Linked DNA regions of Mus musculus: region 2 is linked to region 1. A link is a loop called in an ENCODE intact Hi-C map of the cell type or tissue named here. Cell type or tissue: left cerebral cortex. All regions are shown on one strand.

Region 1 (5,000 bases):
CTCTAGGGGAAACAGAATTAGCATCAAAATACAAACAGTACCAGGGCTATCCACAGCACTTCCCCACTTTTTGTCCAATTAAAAGGCTCTTTTTTTTTCAGATATACATTGAGCACAACTATTAGCATTTTGTAATTTATTAAGTACAAAATATACCTAACACCCAGTCCAGCATTTTCGTCAATTAAATAGAACACTCTGTTATCTATCCTAACTTAAGAAAGGCTTATAAATCCATGTTATGTCCTAGTTAGCTTGCATATTATCTGAAAACTACCCTCTAAATATATTCTCTCACTGCTAAATAGCCTGGGTTGGCTATGGGACTATAACTTTTAAGAACAACCAATATTTGAAAATATAGGAAGCCCAAGTGCTGAGATTACAAATGAGCAGCTACATCCAGCAGGAGATTTCAAGTTTTTTGCTGTCTGAATGTTTTTTCCTGATATCAATGACTTATTTGAGCTTAATAAACTTACTTTGCATAAATATTTCCTGAAAATTCATAGTAAAAAGTCCAGTATTGAGGGAGGAGCGCTTGGGACAGAGCCATAAGGCCTCAAATTCCAGTTCAGCCTCTGCTTCATAGTGAATTCCAGCACAGCACGGGCTAAAATCTAAAACCCAAGCCAATTCAACAAAAGCCACTGATTATAAACAAAATGACAAGTATTTTCTGGAGTAACAAGGTTAATTCCAATTTATCATTTAAAACAATGTGTTCATTTGGCCAACATCAATTGTACTGTGCTTTCGATACTATACTTAGCACTAAATAAACTTCTGAGTTTTCCTAATACAAGTGACTTACCTGTAACCATTTTTTTTTTTAAGCACACAATATATTGGTACCCAGGTCACTGGCTTCATGTTCAACAACTTCTACCTACAGTAAAAGTTAAAATTAACACCAGGTATCAGCATATCTTTTATAATACGTGCAAATCACATAGTTTTCCCCATTCTCCCTGCTTTGATACATACACAAGCTGCTACAAAAATAATGCGAAAATGTTGAGACCAATCTACTATACTTCAGAAATCTCATCAACCCAATATACAAAGTCAAGATAAAAAAGCAGGCTGTTAAGTTATTCCTGGTTCTGACCATATTATTTCTACAAATCTCATGTTCTCAAATTAGAGCTATAAGTTCCAGCCAATGTCTCTGTTGTGGGAAAAGCATAGTCCAGCACTGACGTGAAGGGAGGCAAACCTGTCCCTTCAATGTCAAGCTCAACGAGGGTGGCGGCCACCTCCTGCACCAGCCTGCAGCTTGGCAGAACAGGATCAATGGGGAGAACACTGCTTCCTTGGTACAATTCTTCTTTCTTCTTGTCACCTAGAGCAGGCTGCCTGGAATGCTTTTTTTTTTTTAGATTTATTATTTATTATTTAGCCACCATGTGGTTGCTGGGAATTGAACTCAGGACCTCTGGAAGGGAAGTCAGTGCTCTTAACTGCTAAGCCATCTCTCCAGCCCCTGCTCTTACTCAAAGATCTTTGCTGGATCCCCTTTCTCTTCGCCTTTCTGGCTCATTTTCCTCTTCTCTCATCTGCTTGTTGATGCGCCCCCTCACATCCTGATGAGGCTTCTTGCTGTTCTTGACTTTCAGTAGCTCCAACTGGTCATTTTCTCGGTCACAAAGTCCTCAAAGAGGGACTAAAACTTCCTCTTCTTCCGGGGCTCTAGGGGCGTCTTCTCCTTAGAGAGGCGCTCCTGGAAGCGTCCCACTGCAGCGGTGGAGTCACTGGCCACTTGCTGGGCGCAGACCAGCTCCTCCTTACTCAGGTGTCTCGTTGGGTGCAGGCCGACTGAGTTGGGCATCTACATCTTGTGCACTCGGATCCGCGGTCGTTTTAGCTCGTTCTTGGCCACGCGTTCCTTCTTGGCCTAAATCTGCTTCCATGGGGTCGGGTGCCCCCAGGCACATTTATCAGCCATTCCATACTGTGGTTCCGGGCGAGCTTGCAGTCCAATCAGCACCGTCACTGGCCACTCACCTCGTCCCACAAGAAAGTGGTCTTCTTGGGTGGATGCTCTGATGACGCGCGAACTGCTGCCAGCGGGTGAGCAGCCGCGGCACGGATAGCAGCTTCCCGCGGGGCAAGCGAGTGGAGGGCACCGGCAAGCGCGCTACCACCGCCTCCCCCAGCGCACGGTCGGCAGCAGCACGGTGATGAGCAGCTGCGTGCTGTCCCGCGCCAAGGCCGGCAGCTCGGCCTGTCCGGGAGTGCGGTCCGGAGCCGGTAGGGTGCCAAGGTCGAATTCTTGCTCCAGCTCTTTGTGCACTGGGAGGCGCTGCAACTTCTCCGCCTCCACCTGGCCTGCAGCATCTCTGCGCTCTGGCCCTCCATGACTCCCGGTCCCCTCACTTCGGTGCAGCATACTTCAGAACGTACTTCATTCCAGGGGCACCCAAATACCCCCAAACCACAGACGGACCTCTGGACTCTTAATCCGGAAAAGAAGAGTTTATTTCCGGGGTACGTGGAGCCGGTTAGCAATGTGTGGTAAGGGAAAGGCCAGCAGAGGGCGGCATTGGAGAGCTGATGTGCTTAGAGGCCGGCCCCGGATTCGCAACCGAATGTGGCCTTACAGGCGCTGAGGGTTCACTGTATGAAGACTAAAAGGCTCAGAGACTGGCTAGGACTACGTTTCCCAGAGTGCAGCGGGGCGGGGAGTGGTCGCGGTAGGACGCGCGGGCTTCCCAAACTTCTGGGGCTGCTAGCTTTGTTGTTTACAGAGGTAGTATGCATACACACTGCGGGTAAATCAATTACAAAAGTGTTTGGGGCGAGACAAATTATCTCCCCAGAGTCATAGCCAGGTCTTTGCGCCCTAGGAGTGAGCGATTCCACGGATACACTTAAAGATTGATTGTTTTGCGACTTAGGGCAGGCTTCTCGGCTGTGCTGGGTGGTTGCAAGCTTAGGTTCCAGTTACGGCTGTGCCACTATTTGATCCTGAGATACTTAGTTAAGATTGAAAAATCGTGTAAGGTGGTGACTCTAATAGTACTCCTCATCCAGGACTGTTTTAAATGTGTACGTTAAGGAAGGCTAAGATACCAGTGAAAACTGGCTATCCGTTTTTAATTCAATACTTGTGGTGGCTTGGGAATCTAAGGCCGCATTATACCTGTCTCAATTTACTGTTTACTGTCATTTACTTTGATAAGTGTTTTACTCTAGTTCTGTTAATACATTGGTAAATATGGAACCTTAGTTAATAACTGGTACTGAGAAAGTTCTCAATAGATGAGATCTGCTGTTATTTTCACTGATGAAAAGGCAGACCTAGAAGGTGAATTGACTTAATAAGGTGAGACACCAAGGGAATATGAGTGCTATCGGCATAATGACCCTGGTGTTACAATGGGCGCGTTTTCAGTGTGATGTCATGCAAACATTTTGTTGTTGTTGTTGTTTGAATCATATTAGTAGACTTTTACTGAAGTTTTCTAATCTAGATCACATGAGGTTGAAGCAGAACTCAAACTTCAAATGCATCTGATGAGGCCTTGAATTCTTGATCTTCTACCTCTCTCCCAAGGACTAGCATTATAGACATGCAACACCGTACCCAGCCTCATTTCTAAAGCCAAGTTTTCAGTTAGAATACAATGTAACAGTTTTTAGTATAGTGCTTTCATACAAGTACCGTTGTTGTTGTCTTACTCCTTCACTGCCTTCCCCATCCCCCCTTAAATAGACATTTTAAAATGCAGACTAAACTGGGTATGGCATATGCCTATAACCCCAGCACTCTAGAGATAGAGGCAGAGGGTCAGGTATTCATGGCCAGCCTTAGTTGCATAGGGAGTCATTCAAATTATTTTTGTTTTGTATATCTCTCTAAATTTTCTCTATGGCTAAGGATGGTCTTGGAATTGATTTCCCTGCCTCTTCTTTCCAAATTCTGGGATTACAGGAAGGAGCCACTATATTCCTTTAACTGTAACCTCTTGATGCTAGACCAGATGTCTAAAACTACACAGCACAAAGCTTCCCCCAAAGTTGCTCCTCCTTCTGTCATCCTCTCATCCTCTTCCTCATGGCCTTTGCTGCCCGAGGAACCCTGCCATTGGGAATACCGTATCGACAATAGTCCCAGGTTATGTCATATTCATCCTATCTAGTAACTTGCTCTGATGATGGCAAGTTCATCTTTAACTTTTCCTATCTCCATATCTAATCAGTTCAAAAGCCTGTTGGCTCTCTGCTAGCAGGTCCAGGCGAGAGGAGAGAGCTCACTTCAGCCTCTCTGAGGCTGAGTGGGATGGTGAGTGTTGATGGCCCCAAACAAACACACCTGGGCCAGGAGTGTTGTCAAAGCAGAAACTCACTTTATTAAACTAGATACTTGCTTATATAGAGAAGGCAAGGAGGTGGGGGTAGGGATATGGGGTGAGATGACATATGTGATGGAGTGAAATGACGAGGGGTGTGGGGTTATCTCACGGGGCCTACATCAGCAGTAGCTAGGCAGAGGCAGTCTCAATCAGGTTGGTAGGTCGTGCTGAGTCATTCTCAAGTGGAGGAGAATGACGGGTCTCAAAAATTGAGCCCAAACCAAGGCCAAATAGGGCCCAACAAAAGGCTCGGTAGCTTGTGCCTGTATATTATGTCCTTCCCATCCCCACTGCCATGGCCTTACCTGATCCTAGCCTGGATCTCTTCTATCTCCTTCTCTAGATCATCCTTCTACTTTGCAAGCAACACCAGTTTCTAGCTGATTTTGACACACCCCTAGCCCTCTGTAGACACCATATAACCTTTGTGGCTATCAAAACCCAACAGCTTGCCTCAGAGAGCTGTCTTCCAGTTCCATGAGCTCCCTTGGTTCTATTGAGAACCTCGAAAGTTTTCCTGAAGCTTCCCCATGGAATTCCATGAGTGTGGCCAGAGCACATGCTTCTTTTGCACATGGCAGGCTCATGACTAACCTGGGTCCTGTTTGTTTATCACCTGGCTTCAAGTCACTGGTAGTTATA
Region 2 (5,000 bases), 580 kb after region 1:
CTGCCTAGTGACTTCACACTCACTACCAGACATTGAAGCTGAAGGCTTTCATAAACCTCTTTACTAGGTCCCCTCCCTGCTGCCACTTTAGTGGCTTTTCTATAAGCCTGTAATCATTCCTTCCTAACCTTACCACACCAGCTTCTCCATCAGAAAGCCTGGTATAGTAACACATCTCTACAATAAATCCTTTTTGCACCACTTTTAGTGATTCTGCTTCTTTGATCCATATTCATACTTTGCTATTTCATAGCACTGTACTAAGTAACCATCTTCTTTGGGCAGTTTTAGAATCATCTTGTTTAAAATACACTGGACTATGTTATGTTCCATGGTCATGTTAAAGTGCTGTAAGTCTGTATATTCAGAGGACATTCTTGTTAAACATCCAAGTCTTGTGTATTCCACTACATTATAGTATAGTATAGTATAAAACATACTAGCATATAAAAGTATAAAAGCATCCTTTGTATGGATCTTGATTTTCTTTTCTATTTCTTTATTTTTTGTTGCTTTAGGTAAAGGGATTTCTTTCATTACTTAAGTTTAAAGTTTCTCTCTGTGGTGGTTCATTTTGTGCCATGTTGGTTAGGCTGTAACATCCAGTTGTTTGGCCCAACATAGGTCAAGATGCTGGCAACACTTAATCTCTAGATGTTAAGCAGATTACCCTCTTCAAAGTGGCTGGGCCTTGTCTATTCTGTTAAAGGGTTTAAGAGTGAAGATTTGCACTTTCTTTCTGAAGACTCCAGCATAGAAAGAAATCCTGCCTATCTTTTCAGCCTGGCAGTTTTCTCTTATCAGTTTCAGATCCCAGAATGCAAAGTCCACTATTACTGTCTGTCTGTCCATCTACTCTCTAGACATCAGCTTTAGCAATCTTGAGCCAATCTCTTGAAATCTCTCTTTAACATCTCCCCTCACCCTTTCTGGAGTTCCTCTGATGCACCCTAATGCCTTCCCAACAATACAGAAAACATAATACTGCATGCTATGGTGGAAGACATGGCTCTCAAGTCAGACCAGCGTTTACTAAGGAAGTGACTTAGTTTTGGAAAGGGACTGCTCATTTGTATAAATAAGATCAAATTACTATGTGTTGGGTAAAAATACTGTATATAAAATACCTGCCAGGGCTCTTGGCTCAAACAAGGACCCTGAAATAGACCTTACTGGAAATGTACTGTTTAGTTGCCTATTTAGTAGTGAGTCTTATTATTTAATTAATCAAATATTTGGATATTACTAAATGTGGTATATTTTACTCAATGAAATTTTACCAGTATCAACTTTGTGTAGAGGTACTCAAATTTGTTGTTGTTGTTTGAGATAGAATCTCACTATGTAGTCTGCCTGGTTTTGAACTCACTATGATACTTGAGCTTATCTTTAACTCTCAACTCTTCATCGTGTTGCCCTAGCTTTCCAAAGGCAGCGATTACAGGTTTGTACCACCATGTCCGTACATATCACTTGAGGTTAGTTCTTGAGATTTATCTGTCCTAGGTGTAGGGCAAGTTTGTTTCTAGGAATCTACTTCCAATTTAGTCAGCTGATAAACGACTTTCTGAAGACTAAGTGGCCCACAGTGCTCGGTGTAATCCCAAGTGAGATGCTTAACACATCTACTACAGGGACTAATTAGGATTTCAAAAGCAGTGAGATCAGTTGCTGCACTAAAAGAATCTCATTAGTGCTTCTTCATCTAGTGAAGGCAAATTCCATGACACAGAACGGATCGTAAAACATGATGAAGACCTGGCATGTAGAAAATACACAGGGGCACGAGGTTTAAATAATAAAAGAATACACCTTCCACCTTTGTCCGTTTATCTGATCATGTACACTCGGTACTCAATTTATAGCATCATTAAGCCCAGGCTCAGCACTGTACTTCTTCTAAGACCTGCCACCTTGCCAATCTTAAATAACTGGGAGACTAGATGCCCTGAGAAATGATCCAAATCTATTTTGCCAGGGGGCGGGGGTGGGGGTGGGGGTGTGGAGCTCGTTCATGCTAAAAGTATCTGATGCTCAAAGCATCAGAAACAGTCGGCTCCTGCAGAAAAGCTTTGGCAGTTTGGGGCAGAAACTTAAAAGAACAAGCAAATTATATCCTCACCTTACCAAAACAGGTGAAAAGCTCTCTTACATCCTAGCCAGCAAACACTAACAAAGAAGGGCGATGGTTGGCTAGGGGAACTTTTGGTCTCTTTGTCATCTTTGTCTTCCCAATATCGTCATTTCTCATTTTCTTGGTTGCAGAATTTCACTTTTCTCCATCCAAAGACCCTCCTTCTCGCTCGGGAGTTTTTGGTCTTTTTCTGCTCTGCAGGCCCCGAAAGTCTGGGGCCTCACTTGCCAAGGGAAGCCACTGGAACCTTGCCTAGGTAGGGCACGGACGGTGACATAGCGGGAGCACTGAGCCCCCGAGATCTGCTGGCGTCACCGCCGCAGCGGCCTCCCGCGACGCCCTAGTACGGGAATTCCACAGGGGACGCGCGCGGTGCCCCGACGGGCGGAGCACGGAGAGGGCGCCCGGTGCTCTGGGCATTTTGGATCTGTCGGACGAAACAGCGCCGATCCGGTAGGCCGAACAAACTCCGGGTCGGTGCGCCCGAGGATGCCCCACGTAACTCTCCTGCGCACGCGCCGCGGGTTGCGGGGAGGGAGCTGCGGGGAGGCGGGAGGGGCCGGGGGGGCGCGGGGCGCGGCGCGGCGCGGCGCGGCGCCTAGCGCAGCGGACGCGAGCAGCCCTGTCCGGACAGCCGGCGGGCTCCTGGGCGCGGCGGCGGCGCGGGGCGCGGGGCATGCGGCGCGGCGTCGTGACGTCACGGTGGCGGCGGCCGTGGTTGGCGCAGGGTCCGCTGCTGCAAAGTGTGAATTACGCCGGGCTCGCGCCGGCGGCGGAGCGGAGTGAGGCTCGGGGGAGGGGAGGGGGCAGGGCTCCGGCGGCCGAACTGCTCTACGCTCCGCGCCCGTGCTCGCGGCCCGGGCCAGCTCTCGCGCCGCGGAGCGCCTGGGCGGCGGGTTCCCCTTTAACGCCGCCCGCCCGGCTTCCCGAGCCCGCTGCAGCCCTTCCCGCCGCCAGCCGCGCGGAGGGCCGGGAGGCGTCGGCGGCCACTAGCGCCGCCCGCCCCGCGCGCGCCTCGGCCCCGGGTCCCCGCGGCGCGGCCCCCTCGTAGCGCAGGGGCGGGCGACCGCGGACTGGCGGGCGCCGCGCGGATCCAAGGCGGACGTGTTCAATGGAAGTATGCTACCAGCTGCCGGTGCTGCCCCTGGACAGGCCGGTCCCCCAGCACGTCCTCAGCCGCCGAGGAGCCATCAGCTTCAGCTCCAGCTCCGCGCTCTTCGGCTGCCCGCATCCCCGGCAGCTCTCGCAGGTAACCGCCGCCCCGGGGCCCGCAGCTCGGTGCTTTTGTCTTCTGGAGGGACTCGGGCCATTGTTCCCGCCTCGGTAGGCTGGCCTCCCCTTCCCGGAGTCTTTCACCCTCGGCTGTGCTCGGTGCCCCTGGCCTCTGCGACCCTCGCCGCGGCTAACCCGTCACGCCCGCTGGTAGCCCCAAGCCATGACTTTATCCTCCCCTCCTTTCTCTGTGTCTCCTACCAGTTGGGCCTCTTGTCCCCTTAGTCATGACCCTGAGCTCACCTTTTCGCCCCCCACCCCCTAGCCCTCCCCCACACCTGTGCAGGTTCTCGAGCCTTGCAGCGCTGCGGGTGCTGAGTTTCTCAGAACAATAGGCCTAGTGGTCCCATTGTGGTCCTCACCCGAACTGCGAACTGCTGCTTTGTAGGGAAGGGGCCTAGGTGTCAGGAACTAGTGTGCAAAGTTGATGGTTTCCAATCAGTTTTCTCGCTTGATAAAGGCGGCTTTAGTTCAGAAACCACTGATGAGCATTCACAAAGGACTTTGTTTCCGATGGCCCAACACCAGTTGCTGTTGAACATTAAAAAAAAAAAAATTTTTTTCTGTGACGTCCTTGGCTCAGCTCTTTAGTTGGGTTAAATTTGGTTGCCAGATTTAGAATAAAGAGGAAGAATTTTACTTTGTTTACATATGAACCTGGTGCCCTCATTGCCTGCTGCCAGAAGTTCTGTGTTTATGAGATTACTTTTGGGACGGGTACTGGAGGAGTGTGCTTACATTTGCTGGTCTAGACTCCAATCAGTGAGCCTCAGCCATTCATCCATCCATCCATCCATCCATTCATTCGTTTATTTGTGTGCTTGTTTATGGCAGGGCCTTTCTAAATTGTTCAGTCTTGCCTTTAACTCATGATCTTCCTGCTTCAGACTTCCAAGTACCAGGCCTGAGCCATTGCCCTAGGTCCCGTATTCATTTCGTAAAATAAAGTATTCTTATTTTTTTCTATTGCTTAGTATTTCTTTACCCTTTATAGCACACTGTTTCTCCCTTCAATTATATTGTATTATAAGAAAGGAAATTTTAAAGACAGTTAGAATGGACAGCATCTTTTAGAGATTTTGCTTATAGTAGATCGCCAGTAAATTCTATTTGTCATTTGCCTTTTTTTCTTTTTCCTTTTTGGCCTGCAAGATAGAGCAGGAGGTTCTGTGTGAGTTTCCTTTCAAAGAGTTCTTCTTTATTTAAGGTCAGACTCTTCTGATACAAGGTAGTATGCTAAAGAATTCAGTGTAAAATACTAAGTGGAATTTCAAATAATACTTTTGTTACTTTGAAGTGTAGTTTGTGAACTGTATTTTTTATTATTGCTTAACACGTTTTAAAGTTCCAGAATAATATCAAAATATATTAAAGCACTCAGGAGAAGGTTTTCAATAATAGTAATTAAAGGTCTTTAATGGAAGTAACTTTCATTTCTAAATACTGTTTTCTTCCTGAGATCAGCAGACATGACGAACACCCACTTTCACTTACATATAAATAGTAAGGCACACTTTATCTAAAGTTATGAAATATGTGTTACATGTCCCTGCTTCCTGAGAGGGAAGATCAAGGGATTGAAAACAAAACTGAC

What was found. Hi-C counts contacts between places; a loop is a spot of excess contacts. Peaks named below come from ENCODE experiments on the same cell type or tissue, not always from the same donor. Only the 100,000 strongest peaks of a DNase experiment are listed, where the experiment ranks them.
Region 2: a loop joins it to region 1, with 7 times the contacts of the local background. A loop is called at or near these places in 20 of 42 quality-filtered maps.

Annotation. Positions count from the first base shown.
Region 1 is chr3:19,892,343-19,897,342 of GRCm38, reverse strand. It overlaps the pseudogene 4632415L05Rik. Among named protein-coding and RNA genes, the nearest start is that of Gm42190, 59 kb to the left of the region's middle. In left cerebral cortex, CTCF peaks have their summits at 2,327 and 2,526 (motif pointing right); DNase peaks (open chromatin) are centred at 1,711 and 2,571; H3K4me3 peaks cover 2,216 bases; H3K27ac peaks cover 601 bases.
Region 2 is chr3:19,309,247-19,314,246 of GRCm38, reverse strand. It overlaps Pde7a (phosphodiesterase 7A), which reads left to right and starts at 2,925. Exons shown (of 13, transcript NM_001122759.2): 1 at 2,925-3,383. The coding sequence starts at 3,246. In left cerebral cortex, CTCF peaks have their summits at 2,287 and 2,494; DNase peaks (open chromatin) are centred at 2,057, 2,815, 3,186, 3,827 and 1 more place; H3K4me3 peaks cover 3,262 bases; H3K27ac peaks cover 1,780 bases.